Regions from separate parts of the Homo sapiens genome. Here regions 2 and 3 are each linked to region 1. A link is a loop called in an ENCODE intact Hi-C map of the cell type or tissue named here. Cell type or tissue: natural killer cell. All regions are shown on one strand.

Region 1 (5,000 bases):
AGGTAAAATTTCTGAAAAATACTTAATACTGCCTAGAAGTTTTAAAAAATAGAGCGACGAGCTTTCTGATTACCACTAGCCTGAACAATTTTGTTCTGTCTGACAAATTCTTTAACCTCTGATATGTTCATTAGTAAAACACCAACTAATTGAATCCATCGACATGAAAAACCACAGGCTGAAATGTGAAGTGCATACATCATGCTGAAGGATTTTGTCTCAGCCACGGAGGTAATAGTCAGCGAGGTCAGGTCAAAGAGGGTTAAACCAAGCCAGGATATAGCCAAAGAAATACATCAAACGCTGATTTTAAAAGGGCAATTAATCTTGGACAGAAATGCTTCCTGGGGAATGAGATCTCAATCTTAAGAGCACACTACATGATGTAGCAGTAAAAATGAACATATACAAGCTTACAGGGCTTTTATCCTATGATCACAAACAGAAGGAGAGTGCTGTTTATCAGAAAAATACAAACCCATTTAAAAATACTTACATTAACTTCTTCCGGATGCATACTCACTTAGCAGTACAGGTCTTAATGAACATGCAATATCATAGTATATACCAAATACCAGATATACCACATATCTCTTTCCATGTATACATTTTATATCTTTATTATATTTTCAGAGCTTTGACTCTTAACATTTTAAACAATTTAAAAACATGTCCATATTAATTCTTTCATTGACTTTTGCTTATAATCTCTGTATTTCTTAGTAAGGAGGACATAAACTAAAATTTAAATAATATAAAAAATCCCATATGATCAGTTGTAATTATAAAAAGCAAAGTGTATTAAATTAAGTGATTGTAAGGCCATTTTAAAACTGATTAAAAGCTTCCTGACAATAAGATAAAAATGTGGTAAAAGTTAAAAATTAAACCTTGTTCATTAATAAATACATAAATAAACTTTGAAAACAATATTATTTTATCTGCTTTCATAAAATGACCCAGTAATTCTAGTTGGGTGTAATAGGGTCCATTAATATTTGTCAAGTATGAACTACAGAATAGCTCAACTTACTTGCTTTATTTAAAATATAGACAATAATTGTACTGTTTACATATGGTCAGAATGAAGCCCCATAGTACCTGTTTCAATGAAAAGATAACTTGTTTTTAACTGTCTGCATATACTATTATTTTGGTAAGAGAATTTTGTTTTCTAGTGCTAAAGATGAAATAGTTGTGCAAGTGTGTGTTTCTCATTTTGGGAACAGTCAGGTTAATTCATTTAACTTCTTGAGATTAAGATAACAATAATTCAGAAGGAGAAACCAGAAGCATCTTCTGTCAGTCCAGTAATGTCATCATTTCCAGTAGTGGAGAATGAAAATAATCAGCATTATTATTGCCCAAATCAAATAGCGTGAAGGTACAGAGATACTAGTTCCTTCTAATTCAAATTCTAAATGAATATCTAAAGAATTACTGAAATTGTAAAACCCGCAATCTGATGAGGTTTGGGAATTGGAGTTTTTTTTATTCCTGTGGCATGAGTTTGCAAACTGAGTGCCTATTCTTCCGGGGGCAGTGCCATCACACTGACAAATGTGATTATTGCTCAAATATTATCTCAAATCACGAGATACTAACAAGCTTCAATTTTGTCCAAATACTTAAAAGTATCTGCTTTATACGGTCAGCATGAGATTTATATGTTTCTTTTTCTAACTGCTTCATGTCTGAAAAAAATTTATCTTGTCAACTAATTCACTTTATTAACATAATCTAATCATATACAGCAAAGGAGAAAAAAATGTGAATATACCATTTTTTCTTTTCTTTTTCTTTTTCTTTTTTTTTTGAGATGGAGTTTCACTCTTGGTGCCCAGGCTAGACTGCAATGGCGCATTCCAGGTCACTGCAACCTCTGGCTCCTGGGTTCAACCAATTCTCCTGCCTCAGCCTCCCAAGTAGCTGGGATTACAGGCATGCACCACCACGCCTAGCTAATTTTGTACTTTTAGTAGAGACGGGGTTTCACCATGTTGGTCAGGCTGGTCTCTAACTCCTGACCTCAGGTGATCCACCCGCCTAGCTTACCACGTTGTTATACATTACATTAGAAGACTGGGAAATGAAGTATAATTGGGTAAAGCTTATAGGTGTTTTGTATTCTCCAAGGTAAAAATAAATGTTCTTGATGTGTTATTTTTAATGTACAAAGAAAAAAATATTTCACTCAGGTCTGGCACAGAAGCTTAGATCTCTGAGTCATTTTAACTACAGCTGAAACGACAAAAACAATTTACCTGAGCTCACCTTTGGTCATTTCCTGTTACCTCCAACTTGACTAATTCCCTTAGCCATTTACAAAAAAAGAAAGGAACACACAAAAGAGCTCATCATTAGTTACTCCACAAGCAGCAGCTCATCATTAGTTACTCCACAAGAACAATGACCTAAAGCACGTATTCATAAATACTAGTACATTTGACTTTCATATGATGAAATCAGACAAAATTCTTTCATCACTGAATCACTTGTAGGGAGTAGAAGACAATGGTGCCACATAACTTTTATGAAGTACTTTCTCTTTTCATCATGTGATGACAGCAAGTTCTTATCCATACACACCCAATCTTAAAGTCTTTCGCTTTCAACTTAAGTTGAATGCAGGTGTGTCAAAATGCTTCATGTTTGACACATCTGACAATACTACAGGTGAACTGAACCAGGCAGTAAACAGTTTTTTACTGAAACAGTGACTCGATGTTTTGGATACTCTACATAGATTTTTAAATGACAATTTTTTTTAATACGTAATAAAAAGAAGAAGCAAAGATAAAAGTTTTTTTCTAAAGAAAAGATACTGAGATGTGTTAGAGATGTGGCTTCCTCCTGGTATGAAAGATACCATCAAAAATACCTGAAAAGAATAGGCATTATCTATGTCATTTCAATGAAGTGTGTGTTCTGCAGTCAAGAGAAGCATTTGACAGTTTGCATGGGGAGAAGTCTGTCACACAGATGTACTCACCTACAGCACCTGAAATCACCTAAAAGGAAGGTTTGTGGATTAGGTTGTGTGGCTGCGCTGCCTCACTGCTCCCCTCTAAAAAAAAAAAAAAAAAAAAAAAACCACAAGGGAAGTCACACTGTGTATCCCCTAGAAAAGGATGTACACGTAGAGCAGCCTAGAAATTTAACAGAACAAAGAATCTCTTTTAAAAGAACAGCTTCACAAATTTGTGTGCCTTTCTTGTGTAGGGTCACGTTAATCTTGTCTTGTAACCTGGGTATAAGAGCAGAATAAAGGTGTATTCTGAGAGTGTCAGTTCAAAGCACTTGAATGCTTTTCATTTACGTGTCTGATGTTCATAATCACCATTTAAAAAATTCAACAAGAGTGGTCAGGATTATATATAGGAACACTAAAATAACAAAACAAACAAAATAAAAACAGTAGACACTCAGGTTCCTAAGATCATATCAGAAATATTATTAAGAGAGAAGAGCATGTAGGCAGATTAGATACTAAACACAAATTGAAGACTAAGATTTGTGAAAGTAAAATAAAGAGTAAGGAAAAAGCAAGTATTTCAGAATGTTATTTTAAACTAAACCAAAAAGTTAAAAAGAAAGAAAACAAAAACAAATGGCAGCATAGTAAAGTGGAAAAACCAAAAGACCACCAGGAGATGGAGACCTGTGTTCTAAACCTATTTCTGCAATTAAGTGGTTAAGAGACGTTTGGCACAATCATGCAAAAATTAAGAGAGTGAACTTTGGGAGGCCAAGGTGGGTGAATCACTTGAGGCCAGGAGTTCAAGACCAGCCTGGCCAACATGGTGAAACCCCGTCTCTACCAAATATACAAAAATTAGCCAGGCATGGTGGCACATGCCTGTAATCCCAGCTACTTGCGTGACCGAAGCACAAGATTGCTTGAACCTGGGAGGCAGGGGTTGCAGTGAGCTGAGATGGCATCACTGCACTCCAGCCTGAGCAACAGAGTGAGAATCAGTCTCAAAAAAAAAAAAAAGTAGATTGAAAGTTCTACAGTTATACAATTCTTTAAAGAAGTAAAATACAGTATTAACACCCAACTAATTTCTTCCCACTCTAGGCACTCCTTAACCACACCCACAAACTAGAAATTGGCAACCATGAAATAAAAATGAATTGAACAAATGAATCCATTAACAAAATAAACAATATAAAATTTCAAGTAAGCCCTCTTTCCTGGATTAAAAAGCAACTGTTAACTTTAGTTTTTACAGATAAAACACAAATGTATCAAGGGAGACCCCCCACTTATATAAACTTGGGACTAGCAAATATGGATCATTTTGTGTCTGTGACAATTGTGCTGCTGTTAGGGGACAGATCATTACAGAACACATTACTTCCAAAGTTTTGGGTTTCATTGCAGTGTTCTCATTCTATAGTCAAGGATGTTATAAAAAAGGAAGTTTAAAACAACATATTTTAAAAAGTAGATTGTCGAAAAAAATCTAGGAAAAGTGCAATAAGGTAGTCATTTGAGGCTGGGTGCAGTAGCTCATGCCTATAATCTCAGTACTTTGTGAAGCTAAAGTGGGAGTATCACTTGAGTGAGAAATGTAAGACCAGCCTGGGCAACACAGTGAGACCCTGCCTTTTGTTTTCAAAAAAGGTAGTTATTCAAATATTAAACTCTGGCTTAAATTTCATTTACTCCTAATTGATAAAATCATTTGTTATAGTGTGGTTGCTTGTCCCCGCCAAACCTCGTGTTGAAATTTTATCACCAAAGTTGGAAATGGGGCCTAATGGGAGGTATTTGGGTTGGGGTGGGGGGGGCGGGGGTGGATCCCTCATGAATAGATTCATGCCCTCCCTGGGTGTGGAGGAGTGAGTTCTCACTGTTTTAGTTCCCACAAGAGCTGGTTATTATAAAAAGCCTGGCACCACCCTGCTCTCTCTGGCTTCCTCTCTCACCATGTGACCACCGCACACACCAACTTCCCTTCAGCTTCCACCATGAGCAGAAGCAGCCTGAGGGT
Region 2 (5,000 bases), 53 kb before region 1:
CTCCTGACCTCTTGATCCGCCCCCCCCTCGGCCTCCCTAAGTGCTGGGATTACAGGTGTGAGCCACCGTGCCCAGCCTATATATGCATATTTTTCACGAGTGATAATCAGGCTTGCTTAAGAAAAACATTTTTACTGCTAAGTCCAATAATAATAAATGTAAGAAAGCACCAAATATTCTTAGTTTTTATAATAATATGTTTCTTTTTTCAGATGCCTGATTTTAATTACCAGGTCTTGAGAAAAATTCAGAGGTATAAAATATCAGGGGAAAAAAAAAGAATAGAAATGCCTGGTAAAGGATGCCTATACCTTTACAGAAAGACATCTACTCGTTCCTACTTTAAATAGGTTCCCATGGGTTGCAAAAAATAAAATGCTTCCCTTTGTCCCAACTCCCATAGAATTGGCTTTCATGGGCTTCGAATACCCAAACTATATACAGTCAACTCTCATTATTTGCAGATTTTGTATTTGCAAATTTATCTACTCACTAAACTTTATAACCCCCAAATCAACACTCATGAAGCATTTGCAGTCATCTGCAGACATGCACAGATGCAGAGCAGCACATTCGAGTCACCTAATATGCACATTCCCAGCTGAGGTTGAACAAGGTGACACTTTGCCTTCTTGTCGCAGCACTCATGCTGTAAACAAGTGACTTTCCGCAGTCTATTCAAAGCCATGTTTTTTTCCTCTTTATGTATTTTGTTAGTGATTTCACCATTTACAATGACCTCCGAGTGTAGTGCGGAGGTGCATCTCATGTTCCTAAGTGCAAGAAGGCTGTGATATACCTTGTGGAGAAAATCCATGGGCTAGATAAGCTTCCTTCGGGCATGAATGGTGCTGTTGGCTGTGAGTTCTATGTTAACAAAATCAACAATATGTATAAAATTAGGGATCTTTAAACAGAAACACACATGGCACAAGGTTATATATTGATCAGTTGATGAAAATGTTGTGACCAGGGCTCTCAGGAACTTAACCATATGTTTCCCTGGAGTGATGGTTCAGAATTTGTTAATTCAGTGTCCCAAGTGAGTTTATAGAATAACCACCACGAATAATGAGAAGCAACGGCACAAACTTTGTGTACACAGGCATTTTTTGAGAGAGAGAGAGAGCTATAATATTTATCAAATTCTCAAGGGGGTAACTGAAAAATGTTCAACCATTACTTCAGAACTTCTATTATGAGACAAATAGTGCTGGTCCTCTTGAGAAACCAAGGGAGTGGGCTCAGCTCAGTGACTGTCTGGATCAGCCCAGAAACAATGTAGGCTGCCATCTTGATCTGTGCTTTTCCCCAGGGACATGAGCAAGGGCACTTCTAGGCCAAGCAAAATCAATCGTGTTTCATAGATTTGGATTTAGAGGGCGCTCTAAACCAGCTCAGAGGAATGGTATGTTTTAGAATCCTAGGGAAATTGAGTTCTCCAATCATCACTTCAGTCAGCTAGGAAAGATACACTTTTGGCAGGGTGCGGTGGCTCACGCCTGTAATCCCAGCACTTTGGGAGGTCGATCACAAGGTCCGGAGTTCAAGACCAGCCTGGCCAATATGGTGAAACCCTGTCTCTACTAAAAAATACAAAAATTAGCCAGGTGTAGTGGCATGTGCTTGTAGTCCCAGCTACTTGGGAGGCTGAGGCAGGAGAGTCGCTGGAACCAGGGAGGCGGAGTTGCAGTGAGCCGAGATTGTGCCACACTCCAGCCTGGGCAACAGAGCGAGACTCTGTCTCAAAAAAATAAATAAATAAAAAAGATATCCTTTTAATAAAGAAAAAAAAACAACACATAAAACTTAAGAGTGTAATAATAGCTGCTGTTCATTGAATGCTTACCAGGAACTAGTATGATCATAAGGAACTCTTACAATCACCCTGAGAGGGAGGGCATGGCAAGCCCTAATTAATGGATGAAGAAACTAAGGCTCAAAGAGGTCAAGCCACTTTTCCAGGCAACATGGCTACGGTGGGAGGTGGGGCTGAGGTCAGAGCTCGGGTCTGCATGACTTCAAAGGCTCTACTCCTAACCACTAGACTAAACTTAAGCTGCACAGGCAGGGCGATGACTGGCTCTTCACCTTGGCTCTCCACCCAAGTCCTTTAACCATTGGGAGTGTGTTCAAGGTGATTCACTTAACTAACATCTGTTCTACGTACCCTTCTCAGAAGCCCATCGGCTAAGGTGGAGAGAGCTGACTGTACACTCCAGGGTGATGAACTCTAATTCTTTGGCTCTTCTTATATCTTAGCAGGTGGCAAATTCTAGGAGTTCCTAAAAATAGGTTGCAAATTCTAGGAGCTTCTAAAAATAGTGCTGGGACTTCAGCTTTGCTAGAGAAGGGATTATTCTGACCTTTCGTCTCAGGGGCCCCCCGCCCCGCATCCTGAGGGTGACAATTTCACTGCTTTGCATGACATTTGGTTTCTCTCACATGTGGCTGGTCGGATTATACTTTACAGGAAGTCAGAGAGAACCTCTAACCTCTGCCTGGGCTATTTATTGCTTTTCATTCTCTTTCTCTTCTACTCCTCACCCTCCCTTTGACTTCTTAAGTCTTTGAGACGCTTTTGAAACCCCCTACTAGTAGCCACATTTAGGGTGTGCTGGTGTACTGAGGAGGGAAGGGTGGTCAGGTGACAAGGGCCTGACCTGCTCACTCAGCCTGGTATCACTGTCTGCTCTTCCCCCCACTTCAGAAGTAGAATCACCCCATGATCAAGTCCCAGCTCTTTGAGGGAGGTGCTGCCTTGAAGAAAGTCACTTAATAGTACCATGCCTCCCTGTCCAATCTATAAAAATGAGGCGATCACACTTACCTACCAGGCAGAGGTGTTGTGAGGATTAATTATAGCCCTCAGGGCTTTGAGAGACGGCCAGATGAAAGGCTTTCTATAGCTAAGTTCCATCCTGGGCATGACTCTTCAGCTCTCAGCTTCCCTGCCAGTCACACTCTTCCAAAGTCACTCCTCAGGGGAGAGGAATGGCCTCACGTTGATGAGGTAGGATGTAAAATAGGAACAATATGCAGAACTGAGTCCAAAAGCCTTAATGTGGATTACTGAGAGCTGCACTCTCTGTGAATAGGAAGTGCAAGTTCAATGCGTAGTTGGTGGGGTCCTTGGAGGCACAGCAAGGTGAAGCCAAACAAAGGCACAATTGCCCACACCAGACCTTTCCTGTGGGTGGGAAGGGTTGCAGAAAGCCTTTTGTTCCAGCATCTATGCCTTTATGCTTATAAAGTTAGAAGGACTCAAGCAGCATGTGTAAGTGGATTTGGATGGAAGTGGAAATGGTGTTGAGGAGTTCAAATTACGGGCAGCTAAAGCAACTAAACCAGTCTCTCTGCCTGCTAAGAATCCCTGGCTTTCTCCATCCTGAGCTGGGGGTGGCAGGGTCACACACAGACACGCACATACATCCTGCCCTTCCAGCAGCAAATCTCCTCTGGGTGCTTCCTTTCTTGCACCAAGGGGACTGTCCCTGGCAACAAATGCCCAACCAGAACTCAAAATGCAGAAAAGCAGCACCAGCACTCCTGCCTTCCTAACATCTCTTAAGCAATTCTTTCAGGCTTACAAGAGATCCTGAAATATTTTCTGTTTCCATTTGGCCCTCTGACTGACTGAGAGGGTTGATGCCATTAGAGAGATTCCAATGGGATTATGGTCCCTAAATACCAGAGGTGGGAAGCATGAGCTTTGGAGCCAGGAAGACCATTCAAATCCCAGGCCTATCGTGCTCTAGCTGTGTGTCCTTGGACAAGCCACTTAACCTCTCTGTGCCTTAGTTTCCTCTTCTGTAAAATTGAGCTCCTATGTGGATATAAGAGTGAAATGAGAGACTGTATGTAATAGGGCCTGGCACAGAAAGCACACAATTCACATTAGCTATGCTGAGAAAGGCAGAGTGGGAGGTAGGTGACAGGTGAGGATTCTAGTCTGGGGAGGCTAATTTTCTTTTCTTTTTTAAATCGCTGCGCCATGTGAATTATGCTATCCCCATGCCAGAAAACCCCAAAGAGGGTTTTGGCTGTGCTGGAGCACACCCGGTTCACTTTCCCCTCGACCAGTGGGTCTGGCACATCTGGCTGGGTCCGCCTGGCTGGTGGTATTTCACCCCGGATGCTGTCTTTCCTCTGCTTTCTCTACACCCTAGAATTCTTCAGGAATAAAGTATCTCCTCACAAGAAAGTGAAAAGAATCAAATTTCCTGGCTCTGCTACCTCACCTTGCCCCTGTGAGCCGGGCGGTGGCCCCACTGTGCCAGCGCAGCAGTGGGAGCCCCAGGGGCTGCTCTGAACTGCCTGGGAGGGGTAAGAGAGGGCGGAACGCGGGGCCGTGCCTGGGGCTGCTCTGCTGCAGGGTTCCACTCCAGGCCACGGTAGCATTGTGGATGCGCGTTTGAACTTTGATGTATTTTGAAGCTGCAATTTTCAAATGTAACCACACCATAAACTTACTACTTAAAAAAAGAAATCTCACAGCACCTAGGCCACAGCACTAGGCCGCAGATCTTAGTCAAAAGAATGCACAGTGTGTGGTGTTAGCAGGGACACGGCAAGATTTCATGGTCACTGAGAAGCCCTTGAAATGGGTTCTGAGGCAATGAAGGTTGTCCTCACAGCAGCAGTGGTCCCCCACCAAGAGAGGCTGTTCCCCCACCCTCCCATCCCCCTGGCTGTAGGCTCAGGCCAACCATCCCTCCCACCCCCAGGCCCCACAGCTTCACTCTTAGGGGTTTAGACCTAGAACAAAATTGTAGATCTGTTGAAATATTCCTTTTTGGGGACTAAAATGGGAGAAGACAACCAGCAATGTCTAAACCTTCAAGTGAGTCCCCAGTGAAAGACTATCGATCCAAGAGAGAGTTTTGGGAAGAGAAATGCAGTGCCCCATACTTATATAAATGCTCACATGTTATATGTACATGTGAGCCTCAGATAGGCAGATTGGTAGATAGCTCTCTGTGTGTGTGTGTGTGTGTATA
Region 3 (5,000 bases), 550 kb before region 1:
GTGTCAAGAAAAAAAAAATGCAAACTAGTATAAACAGCTGTTACTGAAGTAAAATGCCACTGTTTGGGTGAAGAAGTGTTGCTGGGTGACACTGAAAGAAATAGGAAGCAAAACTGGAGTCAGAGGTAGCAGAGAGGAAAATAAACTTTCTCCTTTCCCAGACTTGCAGTCTTTCTCTAGCATCCCCTGTTGGCAGAGCCTAACAGGGAATTATCAGCAACACAGAAATAAATGTGTATTGCAGAGGTCCAGCATCACACAGCAGAGTGTAGGAGGATGGGCTTGATGCCGCGAGACAATAGCTTAATGATGGGCCCAACCCACTGACATGTAAAAAATATATTCACCAAGCATGAGGGAAAACCAAAAATTCTAAGTGGTATTCTTGTAACTGATCTTGCACTTGACTTTCTACTTCCTTTCCATTCACCCCCACGTCAGCTCCTCTGGCTAAGAATATTTGCTGTTGAAACTTGAGCAAGATTTTTCTAACTTTGATGCACTTTTACATCAGAACCAATATGGAATCAAGCAGAGAATGTCTTTTGTAAAGGTTATCTAGATGATGCCTACTTCAGAGAGTTGTTTACTACTCTGAGAAAGGATTTTTTTTTTTAAAGACTACTCTTACTTAAGGAGGAAGAGCAAATTCTACCTGGGAAATGATTTACCACAGAGGTCTTATTCATGAGCAGAGGCAGTAGTAAAACTGCACTCATCACGCCTTGGTCTTGAGAAATTCCTGGTCGGGGGGTGCTTCCTGAGTATGGGACAGAATCCATAATGCTCATAGTAGCCCCTTTCAAAACCTTTAGGCTTCACTATGGGCCTTCTTGACGGTTCTGAGTTGATGTAGATAATGAGAAATTGAGGTAATGAAAAATGTCCATTTGTTTTTTCTTTTAAACTGTCGAACCCAATCCATTATTGACACAAGTTTTTCTCCTGAAGTGTATAGAGATCTATACTCTATAGACAAATAGAAAAGTAGAACACTAGTTGGATTTTGCTGTGGACATGGACTTTGGTTGCTGAAACAAGTATCTGTTTTATGTAAAGAATGTTCCATCAGCAGCCACTTTTTTTAAAAAGAGCACTTGGCAAATCTCTGGAAGCCGGCTTATGTAACTAACTGCCTCTTATGGTAGTATGTGAAGGCAGCACAGAACATATTGTTTCCCACTGTTTCTCTTTGAGAAATTAGTTTGGTGCCTGGCAAGAGGAGAGATGTGCAAGGGCAATATTCCTAGAAATAACTACCTGTGTACTTGCTGGAATTCCACACTGGATGGAGGCTCCTTTGTGAAAGGCAGGTGTTGATTTCTAGGCTGAGAGAGTACTAGCAGGGAGCTCCTCAAAGGAACTTGGAAAGAATTACTTAGGTCTCATTTCACACCCTGCATCTGATTTTTTAACTAAGTCCCTAAGAGAAAAGTGGCTACAGGTGTTGTAAACGACCCTTCCTTCAGTAAACTGATTGAAACTGAACACTGATCACAATTTCTTTGCATGAGAAAGATAACTGGGCATGGAAAATTTTGATCTGAGAATATCTGAAAATTACATAAATAACATTAACAAGTGTTAGAGTGACAGAAACAATGAGGCCAGATTTGTTCTAACTTGAAAATGTAAGGGCTATTTAATGTATTTTAGGATGGAGGGAGTGCTAAGGATCGTTTATTTTTAGCTCCCATAAAAACTCAATTTCCTTCATAGTGGAATCAGTCCAAATTGAAGATTTGCTCTTGCACAGACACTGGACTCTCCCCAAAATTTTCAGATTAGCAGTCATACCCCAAAGAATAAACCTGGGCTAAAGCTGCAGGTTCTAGCACTGAGACAGAGATCATCTGCATTCCTGTTACCTAGTCAAGTGTCCTGGATAAATCACAAAAACATCGAAGTCTTAGGTCACGTCACCAAGTCTCACGTTCCAAGAACTGTCAAGAGATTGCTTATGTAGCCACAGGCCAGACAGACAGGGGCTTTGTGAGACTATCCCTCAGGGGTGCTGGGGGTGTTTGCATTGTTAGCCTGGAAAAAGCTAGCCAGACCAACATAGTCACAGCAATTGAAAATCCTGAAGGCCCATCTATGACCAAATGTATTAATAAATAAAAAGACCTATAAGAAACCTTCCCACCAGCATTAACCACACCAAAAGCAAGTCAAACCCAGGCTTCTCATAACTGGTTCTTGTTCCAACACAAGAGTGAGAAGAGCATCTTGCTGCGGCCAACGGTTACTATAGCTCTCCTTTTGTAGAAAGCCACCGTCTTCGAAGAGCTTACTAGGTGTCTCCACTAAAGAACAAAAAACATGGGTAAGACTGGTTTCCTCTCAAGTTATGACTCAGCTTTGATCACCACACTTCCACTTGAGCCTATTAACGTTCAGTGGACAGAATGTCACTCTTTTTCAATCAGCTGCTACAGCAAACAATAGCCTTGCTGCATTTCAGTCATATAGAAAGCCACAGAATATTTCCTTTTGACTCTCTTCTCTCCACATCAGACCCACAGTCAGGCTCATGCTGAGGTCTATCTTCTCACAATCTACTAGAAAGTGGCCTGCCTCTACATGCTTACCCTGCTAAAATGAGAAGCAAGAAATAAACAACTTCATGTTAATTATAAATAGGAGGCACTGGATATTAAACCTGCCCATAGAATAATGGAGAAGGAAAGCATTGCGCTCCCTTTCTCCTTGAGTCGGGAGCCATATCCCTTGCCAGAACAGTGAACTCTCACTGGGTAGCAGGAGAGGCCACTATGATAAGGACCCAAGCAGAAGCCTGGGGGTGGGGTTCTCACGACCACTCACAGACCCCTGAACCTGGGGGGAGTAGCAGAGAACAGCCAAGAGCGACATGGACTGTCTTGCATTTTCCTCATCTCTTTATTCTAGAAAAAAAAAGAGGAAGGAAGAAAAAATGAAAGAAAAATGCTATAATTTTCTTTTCTCCATCTTTCTTGGAGATCAGAAAACAGTAGGTTCTGAAGATCTCCTCTGTGCTCATGGGCACGTGAAAAATTTCATGATGCTTACTTGGCTTTGAGATTTTATTACCATTATTATTGTTATTTTATATTAATATAAAAATAATAAAGATGTATTGAGCTCCTTCTATGTGCCCAACACTATAAGCATAATAAATACTTTATCTCTTAATCCCCACAGCTCCCTATGAATTAGATACTATTGATACTAATATTATCCCAAATTAAAAATTAGGAGCCTGAGGCATGAAAACGTGAACTCATTGGAGATCACACCACTCACAAATGGCAGAGCCAGGGTGCAGCCCTAGGTCCAGTGTCCCCAGAGCCCATTCTGCCATTCACTTCAGGTCATTCTCTTCCCATTTAGAACACTGAACTTTTTATATCCTCAACAGACATAAATGCTCAGCTTCAAGAGCCAAACAAAAATAATTGTTACAAATTCCACTGTTTGTTTTCCCAGGGGGTGCATCTTAGAGTTATTAAATGTAATCCTCTGTTCCCCTTACTCCAGTAGTTTCTTTACCCCTTTGGGAGTGTCCTACCATTCTTCCCCATTTCTTCACATTCCCTCCTCCCCCCACCCTTACCCAGGCTGTCTGAATTCTATTCCGCCTTAAAGATGTAACTCAACTTCCACCTCTCCCAAAAAGGGCTTCTTCAACTCCTGTCACCTCCATCTCTGAATTTTTATAGCATTTAATGTTAATGCTATTTACTTGGCATTTGTGTTTTTTGTGTTTTACTTTTTACTGTTAGTTCTATTTGAGAATAATTCATCTTGAGGCAGAATTCATTCTATCCCATTTTTTCATTGAGATGAAACCCTTGAAGGCAAGGAACAAGTGTTCAAACATGTTTATGTATTCACACACTCCACGCTCAGCATCTTGGACATAACAGACACTCAATAAATCACCTTTGAGAGCTAGGTTAGAAAGCCTATTGAAGCCTGTGATTTGAAACAGGCTGGGCTGGTAGAGAAAAAAGCTAGCCTGTCTTCTTAGAGCTCTAGAAAGTACTGTGGAATACATTTAAGAGTCTACGGAGTCCCTTCACGGGCAGAAAAGAGTCCTCTGACTCCTCGATTCCTAACCTCCCATGTCCCAACTTATCTCAGTGTTCCCCTTAAACTCCTAAATTTTGAACCTAAAGTATGCAGAACATCAGATCCTGAAAAACAACGCCAACTTTTACTTGACGGTTTCACTTACCCTCACACCTGTGGTTTTGAAGGTGTCAAGTTTCCTCTGAAGTCTTTCTGTGAAGCTTTATCCCCCTCATTTTTCCACCCTGCCAGTCAACCCTGTCAACAGTGACAATCTCCTTGTCAAGCAGAAGCCACTCAAGCTATCAGTTTTCATTAGCCGTTTAGTTGGGATAATCCCTTTTTCCTACCAAACTGTTTCCTTCTAGGAACTGCTGATTCCTTTTATTTGGGGTTTTTCAGACTTCTCTAACTAAAGCCCCTCCACCCAGATGATTTCTCACTTTTCTGAAGATCTCCTTCAGCTAAAAAGATTTCCTATAACCTCATTTTCTATAGTTTGTATTATGAAAAAATGTGGTATATAACTTTTTTTTTCAAGCAACATATGGCAACTAAGAGTTTAGTATGCTCTAGAAAGGGGTATTTCCTCTGGGGAAATTTTTTATTATTTTTTGTTTTCAATATGACCTGCTTCTTTACCTCTTCCATTTCCTATTTAGAGCCCACCCATCCTTTGGTGACTTAAGTAAAAAACAAAACAAAACAAAACAAAAAACCTTTATCAACTTCAAAATTGTGTCATCTATTTTCATTCATATTGTTAAATTCACTAACCGAGAGGAAAGCTGTAAGATGGTAAATGTAACCATGCACAAGGTCCCCATTCATCAAGCTTGTGGAAGTGTTAATTTTGGAGACAAGTAAATAAGTAAATGTTCTAAACCTATTTTATCTCTTTCCTCCCATGACCATTTCTCCATTTTCTACCCATCAATTACTTGTCC

Evidence for each region. Hi-C counts contacts between places; a loop is a spot of excess contacts. Peaks named below come from ENCODE experiments on the same cell type or tissue, not always from the same donor. Only the 100,000 strongest peaks of a DNase experiment are listed, where the experiment ranks them.
Region 2: a loop joins it to region 1, with 4 times the contacts of the local background. A loop is called at or near these places in 4 of 110 quality-filtered maps.
Region 3: it touches region 1 in a loop (9-fold over the local background); 2 of 110 quality-filtered maps call a loop at or near these places.

Annotation. Positions count from the first base shown.
Region 1 is chr6:106,192,740-106,197,739 of GRCh38, forward strand. The region is part of intron 7 of ATG5 (autophagy related 5); the gene reads right to left. Among named protein-coding and RNA genes, the nearest start is that of PRDM1, 110 kb to the left of the region's middle. In natural killer cell, no CTCF peak of the experiment used is centred here; DNase peaks (open chromatin) are centred at 2,602, 3,022 and 4,922; H3K4me3 peaks cover 657 bases; H3K27ac peaks cover 2,893 bases.
Region 2 is chr6:106,139,457-106,144,456 of GRCh38, forward strand. No RefSeq gene overlaps it. Among named protein-coding and RNA genes, the nearest start is that of PRDM1, 56 kb to the left of the region's middle. RefSeq lists an enhancer at 2,323-2,372 and a silencer at 4,118-4,412. In natural killer cell, no CTCF peak of the experiment used is centred here; DNase peaks (open chromatin) are centred at 2,095, 2,555 and 4,415; H3K27ac peaks cover 3,088 bases.
Region 3 is chr6:105,644,212-105,649,211 of GRCh38, forward strand. No RefSeq gene overlaps it. Among named protein-coding and RNA genes, the nearest start is that of LINC02836, 14 kb to the left of the region's middle. RefSeq lists enhancers at 1-32, 2,600-2,789. In natural killer cell, no CTCF peak of the experiment used is centred here; DNase peaks (open chromatin) are centred at 180, 2,390 and 4,250; H3K27ac peaks cover 4,090 bases.